2 separate regions of the Mus musculus genome follow, and region 1 is linked to region 2. A link is a contact called in ENCODE Hi-C or POLR2A ChIA-PET data. All regions are on one chromosome and are shown on one strand. Each heading gives the region's core, a stretch centred on a gene start or an enhancer-like site at or near the end of the contact. The rest is flanking DNA. Distances are from core to core; before and after follow the strand shown.

Evidence for each region. Hi-C counts contacts between places; a loop is a spot of excess contacts on that map. ChIA-PET counts read pairs that join two places held with the same protein, here RNA polymerase II (POLR2A).
Region 1: a loop to region 2 is called in a map of T-helper 17 cell, with 2.6 times the contacts of the local background. The contact joins the promoter of Srgap2 here to the enhancer-like site in region 2. A Hi-C loop is called at or near these places in 2 of 37 maps with a recorded cell type or tissue (T-helper 17 cell and regulatory T cell). POLR2A ChIA-PET finds 5 or more read pairs at or near these places in 2 of 5 experiments (both embryonic stem cell).

What each region holds. Positions count from the first base shown.
Region 1 is chr1:131,522,407-131,529,006 of GRCm38, forward strand. Srgap2 (SLIT-ROBO Rho GTPase activating protein 2) reads right to left here and starts at 4,955. Exons shown (of 23, transcript NM_001081011.2): 1 at 4,827-4,955; 2 at 2,532-3,187. The coding sequence starts at 2,598. Fam72a (family with sequence similarity 72, member A) reads left to right here and starts at 5,497. Exons shown (of 4, transcript NM_175382.4): 1 at 5,497-6,446. The coding sequence starts at 6,295.
Region 2 is chr1:131,106,475-131,112,674 of GRCm38, forward strand. No RefSeq gene overlaps it. Among named protein-coding and RNA genes, the nearest start is that of Gm51643, 3.2 kb to the right of the region's middle. Within about 2 kb of position 1,677, at least 1 of the 3 ENCODE cell types and tissues checked has a DNase peak (open chromatin) inside an H3K27ac peak, as active enhancers do.

The DNA.
Region 1 (6,600 bases), core at 3,705-6,204, 420 kb after region 2:
CATATATGGTTCTAGAAATGTAAGCTCCATAGGGGTCTGGCATTCTGTCTTCTTGACTGATGTAGAAAAGCCTAGAACACATACTAAGCACTCAACAAATAATAAATAAAACAAGGAAGGTGCCACTTTTGACTGTATGACCTTGAAAGGGTTTTTTCCCTCTCATAACCTCAGTTTCCTTAGATGACAATACTTCCTGGAGAGAGGTGACAATTACATAGACCACTCACTGGGGTGCCATGGTACATGATGAACACCCAAAGTAAACTGTTAGCACACGGCTGCTATACATCACTATTACAGATCACACACACTTGCCTTAAGAATTGTTTTCACCATGAACAGATGATATTTTTACTGGGAAGGTACAGAAGTCTGTCAAACTACTCCTACCTTCTACACAGCTACCACCTAGCTGTGTGACCTTGAACAAACCTCTCCAGTTCTCTACCTCCTCCTCAGCTGTAAACTGAGGGACTAAACCAAGTCAGTTCCAAAAGCATTCATGGGTACCTCCTCCAGCGAGAACTCAGGGTCAGCCACCTACCAAATTCTACATTCCTGAATAGTCAATGGAAAAATATTCACACACACACACTCACACACACACACACACACACACAAAACGGTCTCTAGTCTGTGGCAGGGTTGAAGAGAAACTCCAAATAGCTAAGTGCATTACATCATCTCAATGAGCAATATTTGTAAATACGCAAAGTACTTAATTTTTGAGACACTCATAAGAAGCCTATTACCAATTTTTAAAAAATCAGCAAATTCTGATACCTGTTAGCCCTGAACCTTAAAAAAAAAAATCACCAACATATAAAAAAATCACTTTTCATCTTAGTCAAATGTGTGCTTATGGAGAACCACCTGGGAAAGACAAAGTTATTAACACTCCCTATGGCAACAGTTAAGAATAGGATGTATTTTTTCAATGATATATCTGGCTAAAACCACAGGGAGTGCATTACAAGAGCAGAATGTGCTGCATCTGGACAGGACATAGAGGCCAGTGGCCATTGTTTACAAAAACAGGCTGGGATTATGAATAATGACAAGAGGCCAGGACCTCAGTTATAACTCACAACCACACCTCTCTCAATTCCAATCCAACTGGAGCTCTCAGCATTCAACTACCCCATTCTTGTAATAAATCTGACCAATATTTGCAGTCAAATGGATTGAAGGTCCCTTAGGGCATCTCCTGCATTGACCAAACTGATAATATATATTCTAAAAAAAAATCCTGAAGACACAATGATGACTTCAAACTGCCTTTCAACCTTCTAAGAGATAAAAGGGACTACCCATTTCACACTCTCCCTCTAACCCACATCCAAGGCAATCATCAGAGGGGAGACATGGTCTTTACCAAGTCCTCTAAGATAGAAAAAGGTCTCCTTGCATTGGTGCAGGGAATGGAGTAGGGGCCCCTCCCTCTCTACTCTGAAACAAAGGAAAAACCCAGAGTTCCAACCATGTGGTTTAACATTCAAGGCCACCCACCTCTCCCACTTCCCAGCTAAGGTCTCAATGAACTGTAGCCACATGGCTCTTCCCAGTGACTGGTCAGAAAGGGGCAGTGCCTTGCACAAACACAGACTAGGGCTCCTTCACTGGCATGACACCTCCTAAGGGAAATGCCCGAGAAGGGAAAGCCATGTGGGTATAGGTTTCGATTTGAGAAGCCAATTTAAGCAGTGGACTAGATGAGGAGACAACACTTGATTTCTCCAGGTCCACATTCTGCCTTATCCCTTCACGTTTTTGCTGAAAGGAAATGGACCTTTAAAAAGCATGTATTCTGGAGCAGAGGGCAACAACGCAGAAGGGTTAAACAATTATGTCTTCCTATTTTCCAGTTTCAGCACCACTCTGAGAACCTAACAGCCTAACTCTGTTAAGGTTTAAGTGAGGGGTGGAAACCAGTTTGGATGGCCTTATTCTTTCTGGTCTGTGATCTTTGATTGTATGCAGGGTGACCACGGGCCAGACAAGTACTAGGTACACCCAATATGGCTAGGGACTTCCTGAATTCAGTGTCTTGGCAAATCTCAAGCTTTAATACAGTACCAGAAAAACCCCACCTCTCCCAGGTCTCTCCAAATGGTTTCCCCTTCCCAAGGTTGCCTTTCCACCTGGGCTTCTCTACAACCTTTGAAATAAATGTCCAAACACCTGTCAGATTTCAGCTGTCCTTCAAGGAAGCTTGACTCAAGACACCCAAAGGCAAATAGCAGCTTTTTTTCTCTCTCTCTCCCCGGAGAACCTCCTGCCCCTCCCCCACCCTGCCCAGCCTTTGGGAAAAAACTGCCAAATTAATGGTCAGCCCCACAAAGATATTCCTAAAGCCCTCTTCTAGTGCCTATGGCCCCTGACACTGCTGATCCACCTATGAAACCACCTCTGGGGTCAACTTACCACCTGCTCCACCCAAGAAACAAACGCCCTGAAAATTGGGGTGGAAACGCATGCTTCACCAGTCCGCAGAACATATGCTTTATGCTAATTTTCAAAATCCTTACCTTTGACCTGAGTATCGTACTCTGCGATGATCTCCTTATCCTTTTTGAATTTGGCTGGAGACGTCATGTTTTCCTTCTTTCTTCCAAATCCGAATTGTGAATTGATAGATCCACGGGAAAAATCCAACCACTGATATCAATGCCTCCAAGGCCACTTCTCCCACAGGCAGAGAAATGCCCCGCGGTGGTATCCAGAGCTCCAGGAGAACACGAGCGGCGGGATGGGCAGCCGGCTACTGCACACACATGCAGACTGTGGGCGCTGAGGCCGGGGGTGGGGAAGTGGGGGGCGGCGGCGGCTGGCTTAAGTACTAAAGCCCTAACCACAACCGCAGCATTAACCAGGAGAACTGCAGCGCCCGGAGGCTGGCCTGGGGTCTGACATCAACGACACAGGCTGGGAGTGGAAGTCCTTCCGCACAACATGGTGTAGGGGATGCGGGGGTGTGGACGCGCCCAGCTGTGTCCCTAGGAGGGAGTGGGTTTGTCTTGGGGTGCCAGAGGAGGGCTAGGCGTTCTTCGCGGGATTGTGTGTGTGTGTGTGTGTGTGTGTGTGTGTGTGTGTGTTACCAGCTCAAAGATTCTGCAAATCAAATCCCAAAAGGGTGCCGCTGCAGCGCAGAGTGGGTCGGAAGTCTTTGCTCCGGTTCACTAGCCTGTAAATGCAAGAAAAGGGGGGAGGGGGCGATCAGTCGGAGGGAAGATCCTAATCGCAACAGGGGTGGGGTCGGGGATGACACTCCAAGTCCAGCTTTGGCCCATTCATCTTGGCCTAACAACGCCCGCTCCGCCCGAAGACCCGGCGTGGCGATCAATGTAGGGAGGAAAAATGTTCCCTCCAGGTTTTAAGGCAGAAAGAGAACACTTTGGAGCAGCCGGCAGCGCGTGCTCCGGGCGGAGACTGCGGCGGGAAAGCTGAGCTGCGGGTGGGGACTGCGGCACCTCGGCGCTTTCCCAACCCTGCTAGCCCAAGAGGGGTCCTCCCGCCTAGCCCGCGACGCGGCCCCTGACCTCCGGCTGGGGCACCTCCCAGACATCTACAGGATCCATACCAGAGGGGACAACCAGATGGGCACAACTTTTCTTCCCCTGCCACCCCTCCTCCCAGTTGTTTTGTTTTTGGTAACTAGCTTCTCCTGGCAGCAAAACCGGGGAGGGGGGTGAGGGGGGTGGAGGGGGGACGCTGCAGGAAGGGCCCGCTCCGCACGGGACATCCAGGAAAACAATGTGGTCGGCAGAAGCAGGAAACGAGCTAGAGGCGAGGGTCTAAACCGGGAAAACCCGGAGATGGGAGGCGGCAGGCGGCGGTAGCCTTCCCCAAGCCAGGTATGAGAGTGACTCTAAATGGCACCCCCCCCCCAGTATTTTTTTTGTCCCCCAAGCCTAGGGATCACAAATACCGCACCCAATCCCAGTCGGGTGGGAGGCATCAGTGAGAGTCGCTCCGGGAGGCGCGAGAGGCGGCGGCAAGGAGGCTGAGGGAAGAGCTCCAATGCTGCGGCGGGCCCCTGCCTCCTAGGCCGCCCTGTCCCCGCCGGCGCACAAGCGGCTCCAGGCAGTGTCGCCTACTCCCGGCGGCTGGAGGAAGGGCCGCGCGCAGGAAGAGCGAGCAGAGGCCGCGCGGTGCGGGAGGACAGGAAGCAGGAGGCGGGCGTGAGGTGGGGTCCTGAGGCAGGAGAGAGCCCGGGCCAGCTCGAGCCGCCCAAGCTTGGACGACCAGAGAGGGCGCCGAGAGGACGGCTTTGGGGGCGAGGCAGTGAGGGAAACCGCGGTGGACCGCTGCAACGTGAAGTGTAGGATGTTGGCAACTTTCGGGACCCGCATGAGGTTTGGGTATCAGAGTGGGTGGAGAAGCCCTGGGAGACAGACTGGAGGGCTGGACGGAGAAAGCACCCTGCAAGCCGTGAGGAACACCCCATCTTTCCGGGTCCTGGGCTGGCAGCCAAGGCTAGGAGACCAGGGACGAGACCAGCGGACCGTTACGGCGAGGCCCCTAGGTGGACCCGGCCAACCGTGTGCAAAGGGGCTGCGGGAGGGCGGTGTCGCCGCGTGAGGACCGTCCTCGGCAGTGCAGGGATGGGCGGAGAGATGAACAGTCCCGAGAAGTATTATGGGCTGCACTGGGGGATTTGGAGGGCCGGGGAGGGCGGTATGAGGACCGCGGGCGGCGACACGGCTAAGGCGGCGCCGAAAGCAGCAGCATCCGCAACGCGTCCACCCGCCCAGTCCCGGTTTGTTCAGTCAGAGCAGCAGCAGCCGGGCGTACGGGGAGGGAAGGGGAGAAGGAGCCTTTACCTGGCTCTGCCGCGACCGGTCCCAGGCCCAAGGTTCCGCTTCCCACTTAGCGTTCTCCTCCCCGCCACCCTCTTCTACGCAGTTCGGCCCCCCAGTTCCCTAAGGAGACTCCGCCAACTCCGCAAGACCCCGCCGGGAAGCTGAACCCACCCCTTTGCCAATCACCGCCCGCCTAATAGCGACTGACGGGGACTATAGCCAATAGGAACAACTGATCCATAGACGCCAGGAGTAGAGGCGGGGCTGACGAAACTTAGAGGTGTGGCGAACACTAGCTGCCTAGGCGCAGTCCTAGAGTGAGCTCCTCCCCGGCCTGTGGAAGCCTAAAGTAAAGCTGATGGGCGGGATAAAATGGAAGCGACAGCCAAACACAAACTCTCAAGAGAAGACGGGACCAATCGGACCGGGAAAGGGAGGAGGGAAGTTCAGCCAATAAATAGTAGAGAACGGCCTGGACCTTAGTGTATCCACCAATAAGAAACTCGGGGTGTGTCTTCCAAGTTCACAGGGGGGAGGGTTTAAGCCGAGCAGATGCTGGCCAATGATCTTAGGGGCTGAGCTAATATTAACCAATCAGAGAGCCGATCTGATATCGGCACCGTTACTGGGGCGTGGCCTCTGAGCTCACGTCAGGAGAAGGCCCTTGGCCTTCCAATGTGGGTCTGGGGCAAATTCTAGTCCTCCCAATCCCTGCTCGGCGCAGGCAATTCAAACTGACAGCGGGTTAGAAAAAGCAGAGAAAGCGGAAGAAAGAGCAAAACCCGGCGTGTTCGCTGACTGACTGCAGCGCGAACTGAGCCTATTCCGAGGCTTCTCCCCTCCACCTCGCTACACCGCTGCTCACTTCGGAGCGACCGCTGTGGAAGAGACCTTACGGGTTACGGGCCGCAAGTGCGAGAGCTCGGCCGGGAGAGGACGCCGAGAGCCGTGGTGCAAGGGAGAAAGCCCACGGGCGAGCTCCGAGAAGAGGGAGCGGGACGGGGCCAGAGCCCGCGTGGAAAGGGCTGAGGGGCGTTGAATCCTACGAAGAAGCCGCGTGGAGCTGAGCAAGAATTGGAGCGCTCTGCGGGCGGAGCTCGCGCTGGGAGTGGTCAGAGAGGCGAGGCTTTAAAGGGAAGAAGCCCGCTGGGAACTGGGAAATCGCCCAATTCCGGAGCCGGGGTCGGAGCTGAAGAGTAGAAGATTCTTGAAGACCAGAGAAAGTTAAACCTGTTGCGGAAGTTTCCCTTCAACTCCACTTGTCTCTCCCCACCTTGAACTCCATTTCCCTTCCCTCCCCAAGTCAAAAGGAAGTAAAATTTGCTCTTCCTACTCAATAAATACTAAGTTTCCCTTTCCACCAGGAAAATAGGACTCTCTTCCCAGTTTTAGAGCGTAGAGAACGAGAGGCCTTCCGTCTTGATTGTTAGCCTGAGGAAATCAAAGTTTCCCCTTTCAAAATTCTGCACCTCTTTCAACGTGGGACGCTATGTCTACCAACAACTGTACTTTCAAAGACCGATGCGTATCCATCCTGTGTTGCAAATTCTGTAAACAAGTTCTCAGCTCTAGGGGAATGAAGGCTGTTTTGCTGGCTGATACTGACATAGACCTTTTCTCTACAGACATCCCTCCTACCAAGTAAGTCTGACGGGTGGCCCTTTAGCTGGACAGTGGATGGCATGGGTCCCTGGGAGTCAAGGTTATCATTTGGTGTTCTAGCCACTCCCACCAGTCTGATGATTCCCTTGGAGTTTATCTAAGTGGGCAGACTGTCTGGACAAAGCCTGTGGTT
Region 2 (6,200 bases), core at 427-2,926:
AAAGGACACATGGTTTTAGCCTCATATTTATATCTCTGTCCCCTTTCATGATCCCTTTCCAAGCAACCAATGCTGACTGAGGACCACTGAGTACCAAGTGATGTGCTGATCACCAGAGTGCCCAAGACCTGTGTGCTTGTTATAAAATAGAGAAGCCAGAAGACTCTCAATACCCTTACAGGGTGTGTATGTGCAAATGCACACACACAAACACACACACACATGAGAGAGAGAGAGAGAGAGAGAGAGAGAGAGAGAGAGAGAGAGAGAGAGAGAGAGAGAATAAATAAAAGACAATGTAAAATTTAATGTGTGTGGAATACGGGTGGAATACGGATGTTCACGTGGGTGTGGGTATGCATGCACATGTGTACATGTCTGTGGAGGTCAGAGGTCAGCAAATGACTTCCTCAGTTGCTCTCCAACTTACTCTTTGAGACAAGGTATTCTAGTCAGATTTCTGTTGCTTTGATGAAAATCATGTTACAGATTACAGTCCATCATCGAGGGAAGTCAGAGCAGGAACTCAAGGCAGGAACCAGGAGGCAGGAATCATAGAAGAATGCTGCTGACTGGCTTGCTCTCTGGCTGTGCTCAGCCTCTTTCCCATAAACCCGGGATCCCTTTCCCAGAGGTGACCGGGAAAAGTCGGCTGGGCCCTCCCAGCTCAGCCATCAAGACATTGCCAAAAACATGGCCAGCAGGCCAATCTGATACAGGCAATCTGTCAACTGAGACTCCCTCTTCCCAGGTTGTGTCAAGTTGACAACAACAACCAGGACACAAGGCTCTCAGTGAGCCCAGAGCTCACCAGTTTGGTTAGGCTGGCAGGCCAGTAAGCTCTGGAGAGGGGCAGCACACACTACTAGGCTCATGTTTTTCTCATGCAGGTGCGTGGGGAATCTTCAAGTTCTTCACCAGCTGAGCTATCGCCCTAGCCTTTTTTTGGGGGGGGTGGGGGTTCAAGACAGGGTTTCTCTGTATAGCCCTGGCTGTCCTGTCCTGAAACTCACTCTGTAGACCAGGCTGGCCTCGAACTCAGAAATCCACCTGCCTCTGCCTCCCGAGTGCTGGGATCAAAGGTGTGCGCCACCACGCCCAGCTCTTTGATACGGTCTTATGATTCAAAAGTCCAAAAGGATCTACCTTAGTCCCAGGGGAGCTGAAACTATACCCAGAAGTCACCTATTTCAGAAGAAAATCCAACCTCCTGAACCAGCCAGCACTGGCTACCTATGAGCTTAAGAGCAGGCTGTCCTCCCAGGACCACGGATCAGGGTGCACTCCTGGGACCATGAGTCCCTCCCAGTCTCAGTGAGAAAAGCGTTCCTCAGAATTCTCCCTCATGTGAGAGCAAGAATGGAGAGCAGCAACCCAGGGTGGGAGGTGACCGTGTGAGCGGGGGAGAAAGGTAAGAAGGCAGACTCTGAAAGAGAAGTACAGAGGACATCAGGCTGGCTGTTCATTTATATCTGAAGATCCTGTTGCTTTAGGCCCTCTAATTCAGGCCAGGAAAAACTGGGGGTGGGGTTGGAGCGAGGGGAGGGGGACCAGGTCCCTCCCTTGGGCCCTCCCGAGGTAGGTCAGGAGTACACAGAGGTGTTTCTTCACTTCCCCATGTGATCACAGCCGCCTGGACCAGTGTGCCCGCTCACATCACTGCTCAGGAATCTGGCTCTTGTTTACTTAACACAACAGCACTGCTCCTCCTGCTTTCCAGAGAGCTTGTGGAGGAGCCTGGGGCCTGGGAAGGGGAACCTGCACAGGAGAGCTGCTGAATAGGAGCAGTGAACTCCTGAGCTCCAGCCCAGTCAAGGCCTCCCTCACCGACATGGAGAGTCTGGAGAGATCTTGGGTTTCCCTGGCCTTCCCGAGACCAAGATACCTGAAGCCCAAATCCTCACATGAGGATTTGGGGGAGAAATTGGATGACACACCACCTATTGTGTGTTCTGTTTTCTGCCAAGAAATGACTGGGTGTAGCAAAACACAGGCCAGTGGTGGAGTAATCAGGTAGAAAGAACAAGACCCTGGATCCCATTCCCAACATGGGGTTGAGGGCAGGGGGGAGATAATAAAATTGTAAACTAGCAGAAGCTGGGGAAGTAGAATCAACCTGAGCTTTGTGCTAGGGCAACTTTGTATCATCCTGATGACTTTCCAAAGCCTGTCACAAAATAGGGCTCTTGTATGTTTACTGGATGGATCGGTTTGGAGGATGATTGATGGCAGACAGTAAAAAAAAAAAAACAGATTTAAAAGGTCATGATAATAGATCCCATTTGGTGAGTAATTACTGTGATCTGACATGACTGTGTTTCCGAGTGCTGACTCAGTGGATGCCCCAGAAAAAGTCACAAAGGAGGTGTCACCGATAGCTTTCCAGTGGCCCAGATGAAGAAACGTGGGCCCCATGAATCTGCAGATTCTCCTCCCACAGTCTCATCCCCACCTCAACCCTGGAGATGGCTTCTCCGGACTCCTAGTGTAGGCTCAGGAAAAAAATAGTAGAGAGAAGAAGACAGCCATTTCCCTCAGGTATACCACAGAGTCAGTTAAGTCACCTTCCCCACGTGGATTGCCATGCTCCATTCCCACGTGGACTGTCACGCTCCGTGCCATGCTATGTCATGCCATTGTGGTAAGAACATCAACATGAGATCTACTCTCTTAACACACTTTGAAGTTCACTACAGTGCCTTATTGTTGACTACAGATTCCACTGTGCAGAAGATCTCTACAATGTGTGTATACTGGTTTCCTAAAACTTTATACCCGCTCTGTACTAACTTCTTTTTTTTTTTTTCTCCCCTATCACCAACTCCTGGAAATCACCATCAAATTTTTTTGCCCAAGGAATTTGGGTCTTTCAGATACCTCCCATGAATGAAAGCTACAGAATTCATAGTCCCCTTCCCTTTGTTTTTTTATTATACATGATGCCCTCAAGGTTCATCCATGCTGGTGTGTATTGCAAATTCCCCTTCTAAGAGAAAGACTGATTTGTAGTCTGTAGCTGTACTGGCTAGTTTGTATCCTGTGTGTTTATTTTTTGCCAACTTGACACAAGCTACAGTCATCAGAAGGGCAGGAATCTCAATTGAGAAAATGTCTCCATCCCACCAACCTGTATGCAAGCTTGTGGAGCATTTTCTTGATTAATAATTGATGTGAGAGGGCCTAGCCCAGTGTGGGGGGCACCATTCCTGGTCCTTTAGTCCTGAATAGTATAAGAAAGCAGGCTGAGCAAGCCATGGGGAGCAAGCCAGTAAGCAGCGCTCCTCCATGGCTTCTGCTTCAGTTCCTGCTTCCAGGTTCCTGCCTTAAGTGCCTTCCCTGGCTCTCCTCATTGATGGTCTGTGATGTTAACGTTTAAAGCCAAATAAACTTCTTCCCCAGATTTTATCACAGCTATAGAAATCCTAACTAAGACAATACCCTATGTATGTACCGCTGTCTTTAAATGTTGTTATGTAGATCATGTCCGCTTTGGTTGCTACTGCATCTTGGCTATTATGAATACTGCTGCCATAAACACAAGTCTGTGATTATGAACCATGGATGCTGGGTGATTACACTGGCCCAGATGTTCTATTTTCTGAATGGTATTTATCCACAATCTAGTCCTGAAAAAGATAAAAGATATGAACAATCACCTAAGCAAATAGAGTGTCAGGCAGCCAGGCCAGAAGGAAGCACACACCCCTGAAGGGAGAGGAGGGAAAGGCCCAGGCAGGCCTAAGGAGTAGGTCTGCTGTGAGAATACAAGAATAGTGGTTAGTTCAGTCCTGACCTAAGTAGGCCAGGCTCGTGCCCGGGTACCAATTAATCATGGACTTCTCCTAGATAGCCACAAGAAGCTCTCTAGGAATTGGAGCATGAGGTAGAGAAGTACCCCAAAGATACCCCATGAAGGTGGATGGAAGGATGTTGGGATAACAATGGATGGGCACAGAAGGTTCTGAAAACTGTGTGATCAGAGATAATCCCATGTCACACACATCTCCACACCCCAACACTGGAAGTTGCTGCAGCCTATAGTTGGGCTACAATTTTCTTTGGCTGGTTTCTTCGCCTTTAGGTTCAATTGAGGAGATAGAAGCAGGCATTTATCAGCGGGCAGTTTCATTTCCTGTTTTCTCAGACTGAAAGCACAGTCATCATAAGGCCTGCCTTTTGTTTACCTGAGGCCTTTCAGAAGTAAACTCCACGTAGGAAGACCTGAAGGTAACATAGCTTGCTGATCCAAGCTGAAGGCAGCGCTTAGCAATGGGGATGCTTAAACTCGCTTCTTCAAAAGCCATCATCTAAAGGAGATGGCAGTTCCCTAAATGACTGTTCTCACCAGAGGCGTTTGTCAATCCCTCCTAAGCACCTCCGAAAATAAATCCTTCCCTAAACTGTTTCATCCTCCAGTTGGCCCCTAGCCAAGGTGATTTGTGTGACTGGAGGGGCAGAAGCTCAAGCTAACTTCCCAGAGTTGCGTATCGGGTCAGAAGGGAGAGAGCTACAACCAAGAAGGGAGTTTCCAGCTCCGTGGGGGAACTTACAGTGTTGTAAGGGAAAACCACATCTATTTCTGTCAAGAAAGGAAAAAAAACAATGTGATCGCTAGCGACATCCTCCAAAAAATGGTTACCTCCCCAGTGGGAATGTGCTGTGAGTTGCTAAGATTAGAAAACTGCTACTAGAATCTGGCCAAGGCAGCAGGCTAGCCTAGGTGTAAAGGCTAAGGTGAAGGTTGAGAGCTTCCTGGGTTCTGGGGAAGAGGGCAGCTGAAAGGCTGGAAGGGAGCCATTACCTTGACTGTCTTGGCAGCCATGATGGCAACGGTCCTTAGCTCGGGCCCACCTCGGAAGGAATCTGAGGAGATGTGGAGAGACAGACTCAAGCGGCTTAAGGGTCTTTTGAAAAATAAGCATGTAAAGATTTTTTTCTTTCCAAAAAAAAAAAAAAAAAAAAAGTAGAACCAACAACAGAGAGAGACAGCTTCTAATTGACTTGAGAAACCAAAGCCAAACAAACATTCCTCACACTTAAAAGACACAGCCACGCAGATACTTTTGAAGCAGTCTCCAGTTGCACAAAGGAAGCGGGGAGGGTGTGATAATTACACATTTATTTATTGTGTAATTATTATTGTTGGATTTTGTTTGCTTCAAAGGATAGTCATAAGCCTGGGGCTGGCTGGTGGGTGGCTGGTGGAAAATCTGAAAGTAAAGAAGCTTGCTAGAACCCCATGAATAATCGGCCTCATATTGTCAGGGTTGGATCAGTGCGGTGGGGGTGGGGGTGGGAGTGGGGTAGTCATTGCTGTGATATTGAATTCTCCTGCTGCCTTCACTGTGCACCAGATGTGGTTTTAAGTACTTTCTAGACATTAATTCATTGGGCAACACTGAAATAGACTACTTCTAAAGTGGTGTTGTTGCTCCTATCCATTCTTAATTTAAGGTCTTTCGTATGTTCGTTGCCTTGTTGTCTTCGAGTCTCTGAGTGTGTGCAAAGATTGTGTTCTCTAGTCCCTCCCTCCTGCTTAGGAGCAGTTACCTATACAAAAAGAAAATGCACCCTGATTGTGGTTGTTTTCTGAAAAAGTAGTCAGGGCCACTGTGTGTGTGTGTGTGTGTGTGTGTTTTGCTGTTTAGTCCAGGTTCCCAGACTAGCCTTGAATTCTATGGCTATCACTCATTCAAATAATCTTAAGACTGGCCCTGGTAGTAAGGGCCTTTAATCCCAGTTATCTGGCTAAAATGGGGGCATTGGAAGTTCAATACCTGCCTGGGCAAAAGATAGAGTTCAAGGCCAGTCTAGACGACTTGGTGATACCCTTTCTAAAAAGGTACCTAAACTAAAAAGTAAAAGGGGTCTGGGGGTGTGTCTCAGCAGGACAGTATTTGCCCAGCATGTAAAGTTCTAGGTTTAATCTCAACTAACAAAAGACTAATCTTGACTATTTAAACAAACAAGTTACTTTCCATATTGGTAAAGACAGAGAAGTCTTCTCTCTCTCTCTCTCTCTCTCTCTTTCTCTCTCTCTCTCTCTCTCTCTCTAGTTCAGTCAAGCAAACCTCCCAACCCAGAAACACCCATTGGCTCTCTCCGCAGTTTTTCAGGCAATGTTACCACATCTACTGATCTACTAGGGAGCAAATCTCCCTAACATTTCCAGTTTGCCCATTTTGATATTAGCATGAACA